Regions from separate parts of the Homo sapiens genome. Here region 2 is linked to region 1. A link is a loop called in an ENCODE intact Hi-C map of the cell type or tissue named here. Cell type or tissue: endothelial cell of umbilical vein. All regions are shown on one strand. Links, peaks and the distances in the headings refer to the core of each region. The heading gives the core; the rest is flanking DNA.

Region 1 (5,392 bases), core at 257-5,256:
TATCGATTTTCTCAGGAATAACAACACTCCGACCCCCATCCAGGATATCAGAAAAATGAAACAGGGAATGGTGTCTAGTCAACAGAAGCCTATTAGCCTTCTTAAGAAGATTTGGTCAGAATTGATGAGTTAATCTGTTTTTAACAGATCAGGTCATTCTCAACTTAGGAAAGACATCAGTTATTTTGAGATGGAAATCAAGAACAGTCAGATTTTATTCTGGCTTTAATGATATGCCTTTCATATTGGCTAGTTGCTTTGTTTCTTTACCTCTTCTAATCAGATCATACTCAGGAGAAATAAATGGAAATATAAGTGAATCTATTCATGTCTGCTACTATAGTATAGCTATGACAAAATTTATGTTTGAACACAAACCCCCAAGCACTAACAGGGTTGAGGGAAAGAGGACAAGCCTTCTTTTGGGTGGAAGAGTGATAAATCACTGACACACACAAAGAGGGTGACTCTTGCCTCCCTAACCTACACAGACTAAAGCATGTCTTTCTCTGATGTGGGAATGATCTGAATCCCTATCTGTTTTAGAGACACTGGCTCTGGAATATGTGTAGATATGAATACGCTGGATGTTCATTTGAAGGTATTACCAAATGTTTTAGAGACACCAGGGATCTCACAGAATTTCTCCATTTAGAAGAGTTTGGTAACATTAACTGATAACATTAAATGCAATATCATATTTTTAGCAAAATCTACACATAAAATCGAAATATTTTTCCAGGTAAAATACCTTAAATGTAAATTAAAAGTGTAAAGTTTTCTAATTTGCTTTGATTAGCCCATATAATCTAAAGAAACAATATCAGTATCTTCTTGCATGAGTTGATATGTAAGAAAACCCCTAGTATCCATCTCACTGTATTGCAGATGGCTATAATTTCTTCCCAGACTACTACTTACCTATATATTTTTAGATAGACTATAACTTGCAAGACTGAACTATGTACTTACATATTTTTGAATGCCTGTTGATTATTTATTCCAAATGTAATCTGATTTTCTTTGGTAATATTGAAGCAGGTTTGTCATCTTTAGCTATGTTTTAATAAAACATGTTTTATGTGTAGCATCACTGCTAAGATAAGGTATTTGAACTATTTATATAGGTAAAAGGTAAATTGCAAAGAAAACACGGAATCTAAAATATCTCTTATAGCAACATGGTATAATCTTTTCCCTTAATGACTACATTCTTACTTCTATAGGTATGAATGCAAATCTGCTTCCAATATACTGTCCTAAAAAATACTTAGAACAGAAAATGAAATGCCACATTTGGAAATTCTTGTCACTAACGAAATGTCCTGTAAGTCAAGAGGTGCATTATGATGAAAGAGTTGAGTCTGAGCTATGAATCCAGACAGTGTGGGTATGAACTCTAGCTCTCCCACTTACTAGCTGTGTGACCTTGGTTAATTTACTTAAGCTCTTTACGCTTCGATTTTCTCATTTATAAAATGAGGAAAATATTAGTTTTCATTGGGTTACTGTTAGAATTAGTCCAGGTGCATTAAACACTTAGAGCAGTGTCTGGTACATAGCAAGCACTAGATATGTGTTTGTAAGTATTATTGGTATACTCTTTAAAATAATCTAAATCAATTCATAGGTGTACAGAATGATACCCAAACCATGAAATTTTGAATGAAGTTAAACAGAAAGAAAATATTAGAAACAAAGAAAGAATAAGAATAGCAAGTCTAATATCCAAGATAAAGTAATTAAAGTCTGAAAATAAAATCTGCATTATTTCCAATGACAAAACATTATAATAAATAATTTCAAACTACTAATAAGAGTTAGAAACCCAAATTATCAAATAAATGTCTAGATGTGAATAAAATTTGTAATTGCCAAATACTTAACATATCCCTATAGTACATAAAGAAACAGGGTTTCACTCTTTTACCCAGGCTGGAGTGCAGTGGTGTGATCATAGCTCACTGAAGCCTTGAACTACTGGCCTCAAGCAATCCTCCCGCCACAGCCTCCCAAGTAGCTAGGACTACAGACGTGCATCACCTGGCTAATTTTTAAAGTTTTTGTAGAGATGGGGTCTCCCTATGTTGCCCAGGCTGGTTTTGAATTCCTAAGCTGAAACAATCCTCCTACCTCAGCCTCCCAAAGCACTGGAATTACAGGTGTGAACCACCATGCCCAGCAACATACTAACATTTTAAGGAACATAAATCTCTCTGATGAGATGAATTTTGAGAATATTATTTAAAAGTTAAAAATAATTATCTTGGGATGTCAGAATTCCAGATGACAATAATTTTTTGATGTATACAATTTTTTTTTCCAAATTTGCCAATGATATTTCCAGATTTTCCACAACTAAGTATTAATTTTATAATGAAATAACTTTACTAAAAATAAAATGCTCATCAATAGTTTTGAAACATTTTCAGAGAAAAAGCTAACAATGTAAATAACTTACATTGTAAATAAAAAGCTTACATTTGTGTATAGACATCTACCTGGAGAATTAATGCAGGTCTTCTTCCCCAAAAATTAACCTTCACAGCTGAACTTTTACTATTCCACCTACCAGAAGAAAAATAGTACCACGCCATCTTCCAAACAAAGGTGGTCAGGTTGGACAACACCACACACTGTCAACAGTGAAAGCAGCTTATATGCAAATGCACATAGCATTTTATAGGCTAACCATTTTCACAGTTACTCATTATCCTGAATATAATCCTAAAACTAGATAGACCTAATATTATTATCCTTACTTTACATTGAAGGAAAAAGGTTCAGAGAAGTAAATTGACTTGCTTGATGTCAGGGCTAGAAAGTACAGAGCTGGGATTATAAATTGGTCTTCTGATTCCCAGTCCAGTAATAGATCCTACTCTCTATCAGTAGTTCACAGCTTCACCTCCAGTAATGCAGACTTAGGTTTTCTTTCCCTGTTATTCCCATTGCTTTGACACTTAGCAAATGCTTCCATTATAACAACTGTTTTATTAGACTGTTTCTTTATAGGCACGATGATCTATTATACTATAAGATTCCTGATGACAATAATCATATAATTTCCTCTTTGTAACCCCAGAACAAGGGAAAGTACTCCGCACAAAGGAAGTGCTTAGTCACTGTTTCCTGAATGGGAACTATAGTGTAAATTCATACAGTACATTCCACTCACCAAGCCTCAGAGCGTGTTTCTTTATCAAATGTACTCACATATTAATAACCAATGACTTATTTTCCCTAATCATTTCTATTACTATTCTACTTATTAACTATTCCTTATATTTCAAAATTATTATACTTTTCATTAATTTATTAATTATTAATTTCATTTATACACCTTTACGTCATTCACATTATATTCTTTGCTCTTTAGGAGAGTCTTTTGTAATATTAAGTCTAAACACATTACTCGAAGCTCTCAACATCCATTCATACAGCAATAATACTTAAGACTTTCTTGCTGGTGGCTCACGCCTATAATCTCAGCACTTTGGGAAGCCAAGGCGGGTGGATTTCTTGAGGCCAGGAGTTCGACACCAGCCTGTGTGACATGGTGAAACCCAAATCTATAAAAATTACCAAAAGGAGCAGGGCGTGGTAGCATGCACCTGTAGTCCCAGCTACTCGGGAGACTGAGGTGCGAGGATCACCTGAGCCCAGGAGGTCAAGGCTTGCAGTGAGCTGTAATCGTGCCACTGCACCCCAGCCTGGGTGACAGAGTGTGATCCCCTCTCAAAAAGGAAAAAAAAAAGTCTTTCTTTGCATAAGTCCCTAAGGACACTAAGAGGAATGAAAGATGGTCCCCATCCAGCAAGATCTTACCTTCTGGAGTAAAGACAGACTTTTTACTTCTCAAAGAGTTAAGAACATCTGAAGAAACCAAGAGTAATGTCCATCTTACTTGCAACTTCCTCTTGGATGGCTTAAATAATCTTCCTTATATATAATAATATTTGTCAGTAGGTGATAATGAGTACAACTGCAAAATCACCTTGCTACTACAAACACCACATGTCCAAAAGTTAACTATAATAGTCCCTCCTTATCCATGGTTTCATTTTCTACAGTTTCAGTCACCCATGGTCAACTGCAGTCCAAAGATATTAAATGGAAAAATCCAGAAATAAACAATTCATAAGTTTTAAATTGTGTACCACTCTGAGTAACATGATACAATCTCTCAGTGTCCTGCTCCATCCCGCCTGGAACATAAATCATTCCTTCATCCAGCATATCCACAATGTGTATGCTACTCATCCATTAGTCGCTTAGTAGTTGTCTTGGTTATCAAATCAACTGTAGAGGTAACATGCTAGTGTTCAAGTAACCCTATTTTATAACGGCCCTAATGCACAAGAGTAGTGATGCTGGCATACTGTTTTTATTGTTCTACTTTATTATTATAGCTGTTAGTTTCTTACTATGGCTAATTTACAAATTAAACTTTGTTGTAAATACATACGTATTTGAAAAAAACATAGTATTTACAGAGTTCGGTACTATCCGCAGTTTCATTGTGGGTTTTATATCCCCCTGTGGATAAGGCAGGGCTACCGCATTGCTAATTAGAAGTAGCGAGGACTAATGTATTGTTAATTAGAAGCAAGTTCCATAAGATATACCTACATGCACACACACATGCACACACATACACAAGTAGCTGCAGAGAGCACTAAGTAAATTAAGAATTGTGTTCCTGAGTCAGCGCAAGCAAGGGCTTATTTATATAGTATGCTTCAGGTTTATTCTCACTAGAAAATGTTACAAACAATGACATTAACCATCCTTTGTTAAAATGAATTGATACTGAAGCCTGTGTTAACTAGATTACCTGAACAGAGAAGTGAATGGGTCAACTGCAGCACTGCATAGCCAAGAGCTTGAATTTTCCTTGTCCTTTAGGATTTTTTTTAATCCAGTTGATGTTTCAGTTGAAATGGCATTATTGCCATTAGCTTTAGGGTGCAGGTAGATTTAAAATACAGGAGTCGTGGCATTACAATCTGATGTATTCCCCCAAGGATCTGTTTCACATAATGATGCGACAATCCTAGTCTTTTGTGATTTTTATAACTTCACTAACAGCCTTAGTTTTTTTAGCAGAAGACTTTCTTTTTATATTGCCAATGAAAAATTTATCATTAATACTAGGAATGGCATCAAAATGGATAAAAACTAATGTTAGAAAATCCAAGTGAAAATCTATTAATGCCTATTACATATTCAGAGGCAAAATCTTGTTTTAAATTATTTGGATGATTATTCTAGAGAAGTATGTCTTAAATAATCATTGAACTCTTAGAATATATATATTCCGTATATATATTAGAATTCCATCCATATATGTAGAATATATATATGGAAACATTATTAAATTTAAAACTAA
Region 2 (5,392 bases), core at 327-5,326, 250 kb after region 1:
TGCCCAGGCTGGTCTCAAACTCCTGACCTCAAGTGATCCGCCTGCCTCGGCCTCCCAAAGTGTTGGTGATTACAGGCATGAGCCACATCACCCGGCCCCTCTCCCCATTCTTGACATTAAAAGTCCAAGACCAAAGTGTCAGTAAGTTTGGTTTCTTCTGAGGCCTCCCTCCTTGGCTTACAGATGGTCATCTTTTCTCTCTGTCTTCAAATGGCCTTTCCTCTGTGTCTGCACACAACCCTGGCACCTCTCTGTGTGTCCAAATGTCCTCTTACCAGGACACCAGTCAGACTGGATTAGGGCTCACACTAAAGGCATCTTTTTTTTTTTAACTTAACACTTTAAAAGCCCTATCTCTAAACACAGTCACATTCTGATATGTTAGGGTTTCAACATACAAATTTGGGGAGGGCGGGAGGGGGGGGGAAACAATTCAGCCGGTAACACATAGCTTTTCTCATTCCAAGCAAAACCACTCCACACAATAAGAAAATCTGAAATAATTTTGGGGAAGAGCCTCAGTTCTCTAGTAATACTTCTCTGCTTTCTAACACAGAGGCAACCTATTTAAGCTCATTTAACTTTGGGAGGATAGACAGAAAGATGGATAAATAGATATAGAGAGACATATATAAACACATAGAATACATGTTATATCTTGGATACAGACACCAATCACACTTCGTAGAACAGCTCTTTGAGTGGATAAGCACTCTGCCAAAAAAGCATCATAATCATCAATAAAAATAAATGATTTACCAGAAATATACAAAGCAGTTATGTTCTCCAAGCACAAGAGTTACATTGCACAAGCAGTTATTTTCTCCTTAGATCACAAATTCATTAAAGAAAAGAACCATGACAGGTTACTAAAAATTTACAAACAGATCAGCATAAAAAATGAACCCAAATGCTTTTAATATCTTTGATGCTGTTAAAGTTCATTTTTTTCTATATTGTTTTAATAGGTAATTATGGCTGCAACTATAAAAGCACATGCAATTAATGTAATAATCATGGTATCCGAATTATGGTGACCACAGTACAAAAAATTACTCTAAATGTCACTGGTCACATCACCATTATTTAGCAATGCAGACCCAGAAAGCATTTCATACAAGCATATAAACTAGATATTAATACAAGTTATGAATATCATGTATCATTTTTAAATGTTATGAATATCAGTGGACCACTGACAGGAAATACCTTGGTCAGTACAAACTACTCAAAAGACTGTCCATATAGCTTTCAGCCAAAAAAATCTCCATGGGATAAGGCCAGACTCTAACTAGCCTCCAAGAATTTGGAGATGGAGGCAATGTCTTCTGAAAAACTGATGCACGAACCTACAGAAATACATATAACACGTAGCTTAAGTGAGGAAATACATGAAGGGCTTTAAACACTCTGAAACACTTCATAAATCTAAGGCGGCCTTTTTCTTTTTAAGATTATCTTATTCTACTTATTCAAAGGAACTAATGTTTGTTCAACCAAACAGTCCTTTCCGAACAGATAAACAGACAGAAGAAACTTGATTAACTAAAATGAAAAATGGAATCAAATATATGAGAAAAGGGCCCAAAATTTTATATACAGTAGCTAAGCTAACTTTTTTTTTTTGAGACAGGGTCTCAACTGTGTCACCCAGGCTTGAGGGCAGTGGCGCCATCTCGGCTCACTGCAGCCTTGACTTCCAGGCTCAAGAGATTCTCCTACCTCAACCTCCCTAGGAGATTGGACTACAGGAGTGTGCCACCACACCCAGCTAATTGTTTTATTTTTTTGTAGAGACAGGGTCTTGCCATGTTGCCCAGGCTGATCTTGAACTCCTGGGCTCAAGTGATCCTCCCATCTCACCCTCCTAAAGTGCTGGGATTACAGGCATGAGCCAACTACATCTAGCCTAAGGTAACTTCTAAACATTGATTGTAATCTGATTGTTTCCTCTTTTTCCCCTGCCGACAAGGCTATCTGGATAGAGGAAGCATTGCCTCATAAAAAAAATCCCTCTGTTATGCCACTTTAAGTTTTATAATGGCAACAGCAAATTTTATACAGAGCTTTTAAAGGATATATATTGTAGAGACTATATTACTTAACAACAAAAACACACAAAAAAAGACATCATATAATTACCTCATTCTACATAGATGATCAAAATTTTTTCCATTGTTAGTAAAATAAACCAATCCAGTACAAAAAATAATGGCTATACTAGTCTTAAATGTCTTATATCAAGCATCAGATTTTAAATTGATTCTTTTACCTGATTATACACACAGAAAAATATCCTCAATAGAAATATCCAACATGATCACAATCAAAATGCACAGCTAATGAATTTGTGATGCAAAATCATACATGAAATATACATCTTTTCATTTCTAATATCAGGATAGATTATAAAACATAATGACCCCTATTCATAAATATTAATATAATCAATTTTCAAAATACATGTCTAAACATAATACTAACATTCATGCTGTCTTTTAGACATTTCCAAATGCCCAAGGTAAGATGACTTGTTAATATTTCATAATCTATATTTCAGCATTCATTGAACAATGAATTTAATCTGGCATGATGAAATAATGCAATTTATGACAATGCACGGGAAGGGAAGGAACTGATACGATAGTGTTCCAAAAATGAAGGGAAATTCAAATAACAAAACCTTTCAAAACATATACAGATACCCCTATCCAAAATAAGTATAATGTACAAGTTAGCTTGCAGTGTTAAAACATTAGGAAATGGGAAAGTAGCTACTCGTTGCATATAATGAATGTGAAATTAGAAAAGACTGAAATTGGTACTTTAATAGTGTTTGTGCTATTTTTAAAAGATCACTTATAATATACCATCATTAAATAGTTTCAGGTCTTATTTTCATCTGATCACCAAATGAGTTTTTCTATTTTATATATGCTAGTTTAAAATAATGGCATTATTTTTATTCTGACTGAATTTAGATTTTTAACAAAATTATCACCACCATAAAACTAAATATTTTACAGTAGCAACTATCCTACAATTTCTAAACCCATTTAAAAAAATCAAATTGGAATACAAGAACACAATGTTTTATCATCACGAAGCAGCTACTTCAACCTCCAATAATCAATGTTTTGTCTCCCCCTTCTGGACTACACAATTATAAAAAGGAGAAAAAAGGAAAAATAAGATTTAATCTTTTTTCACAGAACATATTCAAATAATTGGCCTGACACAAGTGTAATATTACGTGAGGTAATTATCAAATACTATTCTATAAATAAACTAATAAAACTTCAATTTATTAATGTAGTAGCAGCTTAACAGCCTACAAAGCATGCTGCCACACTTGGTGGTATTTTAGGTATATTACTATCAGGCAGCTTATAGTAAGTAATACATAGATAACACTAAATTTATTATTTTAAGCCTGATCATATGTTTATCCTTTTTTTTTTTTTTTGAGACACAGTCTCGCTCTGTCACCCAGGCTGGGGTGCAGTGGCACCATCTCGGCTCACTGCAACCTCTGCCTCCCGGGTTCAAGCAATTCTCCTGCCTCAGCCTCCCTAGTAGCTGGGATTACAGGGGCCTGCCACCAGGCCCAGCTAATTTTTGTAGTTTTAGTAGAAATGGTGTTTTACCATGTTGGCCAGGCTGGTCTTGAACTCCTGACCTCAAGTGATCCACCCACCTCAGCCTCCCAAAGTGCTGGGGTTACAAGCGTGAGCCACGGCGCCCAGCCATGTTTATACTTTTAACAGAAACTTACTCTCAGTATTACCTTCATTGTCAGCCTGGAAGAGGGCCGGCTGGCGGGTGGGAGTTCATTTGGCTCTATTTTGAGAAAACTCTTGCAACAGTCATTCAGTTAGTGCTCATGATTCCCATGCTCCATTAGGGCAAAGAAGCATGCATTTGTATCTGACCTTCACTATTATGGGCTTGTTTTTTTGACTGAGATTATTAGGAACATTGCAAAAGGTACAAATATGACCTCTTAATTTTATGTCAGATTGTTTATCTGGTAAATGATACTACAAGCCACCAAAATGATTCACTCTTCTCTGTCTTGGTCCACTGAATCATCTACAAGTATACTTGGCCTTCAATACCTAGTAAAGATATTCAGGCTTCAGCTTTTAAGCAGGTAAATGTTATTAGAATGATCAGCAACATAGTCTCAGCAGCAATATACAGAGAGTACATTTAAAATGGTAAAAGCAGTAGTTTGAAACAGAGAACCAAATTATAAAATTATACTGCTAATGCTGTAAGAGCTAAATAAATGTTCTTGCATGGTGATACCTTTACTCCTGCTATTGTGATTCTAGTAATTTCTCCCTGATTAACATATCTAACTGAACTCAATCTTCTTTTACTCCAAACTCGGTCTCGTCCCTGACTACTCTATGAATGCTCAAGTCATTTTGGTCACCCATGCTTGAAATTTCAGTCATTATTGATTCATACATCTCTTCTGCCCTTTTAAAATCATTTGCTGAGGCTGGGATATTTTACTTCCACAGTCTCTGTCTCTCATCTATATCCTCCATTTAGTTCCTACTAACCACACTCCAGTTCAGCACCCTTATTACTTAAACTACAGCAACAACCCCCAACTTGATCTCCTTGCCCTTATGTCTAACCTCTCCAATTTCCACTGCTACCTTTCTCTTCCCCAAATACACCTTGGATTTTGTCGTTCCACGGCTCAAACCCTTCCAGGGCTCCTGGCTGGCTATTAAAGTGACAATTCTTCAAAATATCTCTCCTAAAATGACCTGAACTTACCTTTCCAAATTAACAACCCACTAACTATGCTTAACATATGTTTTTAGTCACCCTAACTCTTGGGATTAAACACCCCCATACTTTCCCTTGTTCACCCCACTCCATGCACAGTGACCTCTGCTATTCCTTCAGATACTCCAAGCACACTCCTGCCTCAAGGCCTTCGCACTTGATGTTCTCTCTTCCCTAGATATTTGCATGGCTCTTCCCATTTTCATTCAGGTCTCCTTTCAAATGTCATTTGCCCAAAGAGCTCGCCTATCTAAAATACCACACCCTGATCACTCTCTGCTTTCTCTAATAGCGCTTACCTGTCATTATATTTTATATGTGTCATATTGTCTGTTTCCCCATCTTGAATGTAAGTTCCATGAAGACATTATCTGTATGGTTCATCATTCCAGCACCTGGAATAATGCCTGGCACTAATAAGTACCCAGTAACTTTGTGTTCAAGAAAGGAATGAAACTGAGTCTAGAGAGGTTTACAAGCTCACAGGGAATGAATGAGTAGTGAATCAGGATTCAAACTCAGACTCTTCTGATGACGAGACAAATGCTTTCCCAAAAAGCCGTTGCTGCTGCCAACTTATTAA

The links. Peaks named below come from ENCODE experiments on the same cell type or tissue, not always from the same donor. Only the 100,000 strongest peaks of a DNase experiment are listed, where the experiment ranks them.
Region 2: a loop joins it to region 1, with 6 times the contacts of the local background. A loop is called at or near these places in 2 of 110 quality-filtered maps.

What each region holds. Positions count from the first base shown.
Region 1 is chrX:97,019,564-97,024,955 of GRCh38, reverse strand. The region is part of intron 17 of DIAPH2 (diaphanous related formin 2); the gene reads right to left. Among named protein-coding and RNA genes, the nearest start is that of RPA4, 140 kb to the right of the region's middle. In endothelial cell of umbilical vein, for the core only: no CTCF peak of the experiment used is centred there; a DNase peak (open chromatin) is centred at 3,085; H3K27ac peaks cover 1,118 bases.
Region 2 is chrX:96,768,272-96,773,663 of GRCh38, reverse strand. The region is part of intron 4 of DIAPH2 (diaphanous related formin 2); the gene reads right to left. Among named protein-coding and RNA genes, the nearest start is that of DIAPH2, 86 kb to the right of the region's middle. In endothelial cell of umbilical vein, for the core only: a CTCF peak has its summit at 3,136 (motif pointing left); no DNase peak of the experiment used is centred there.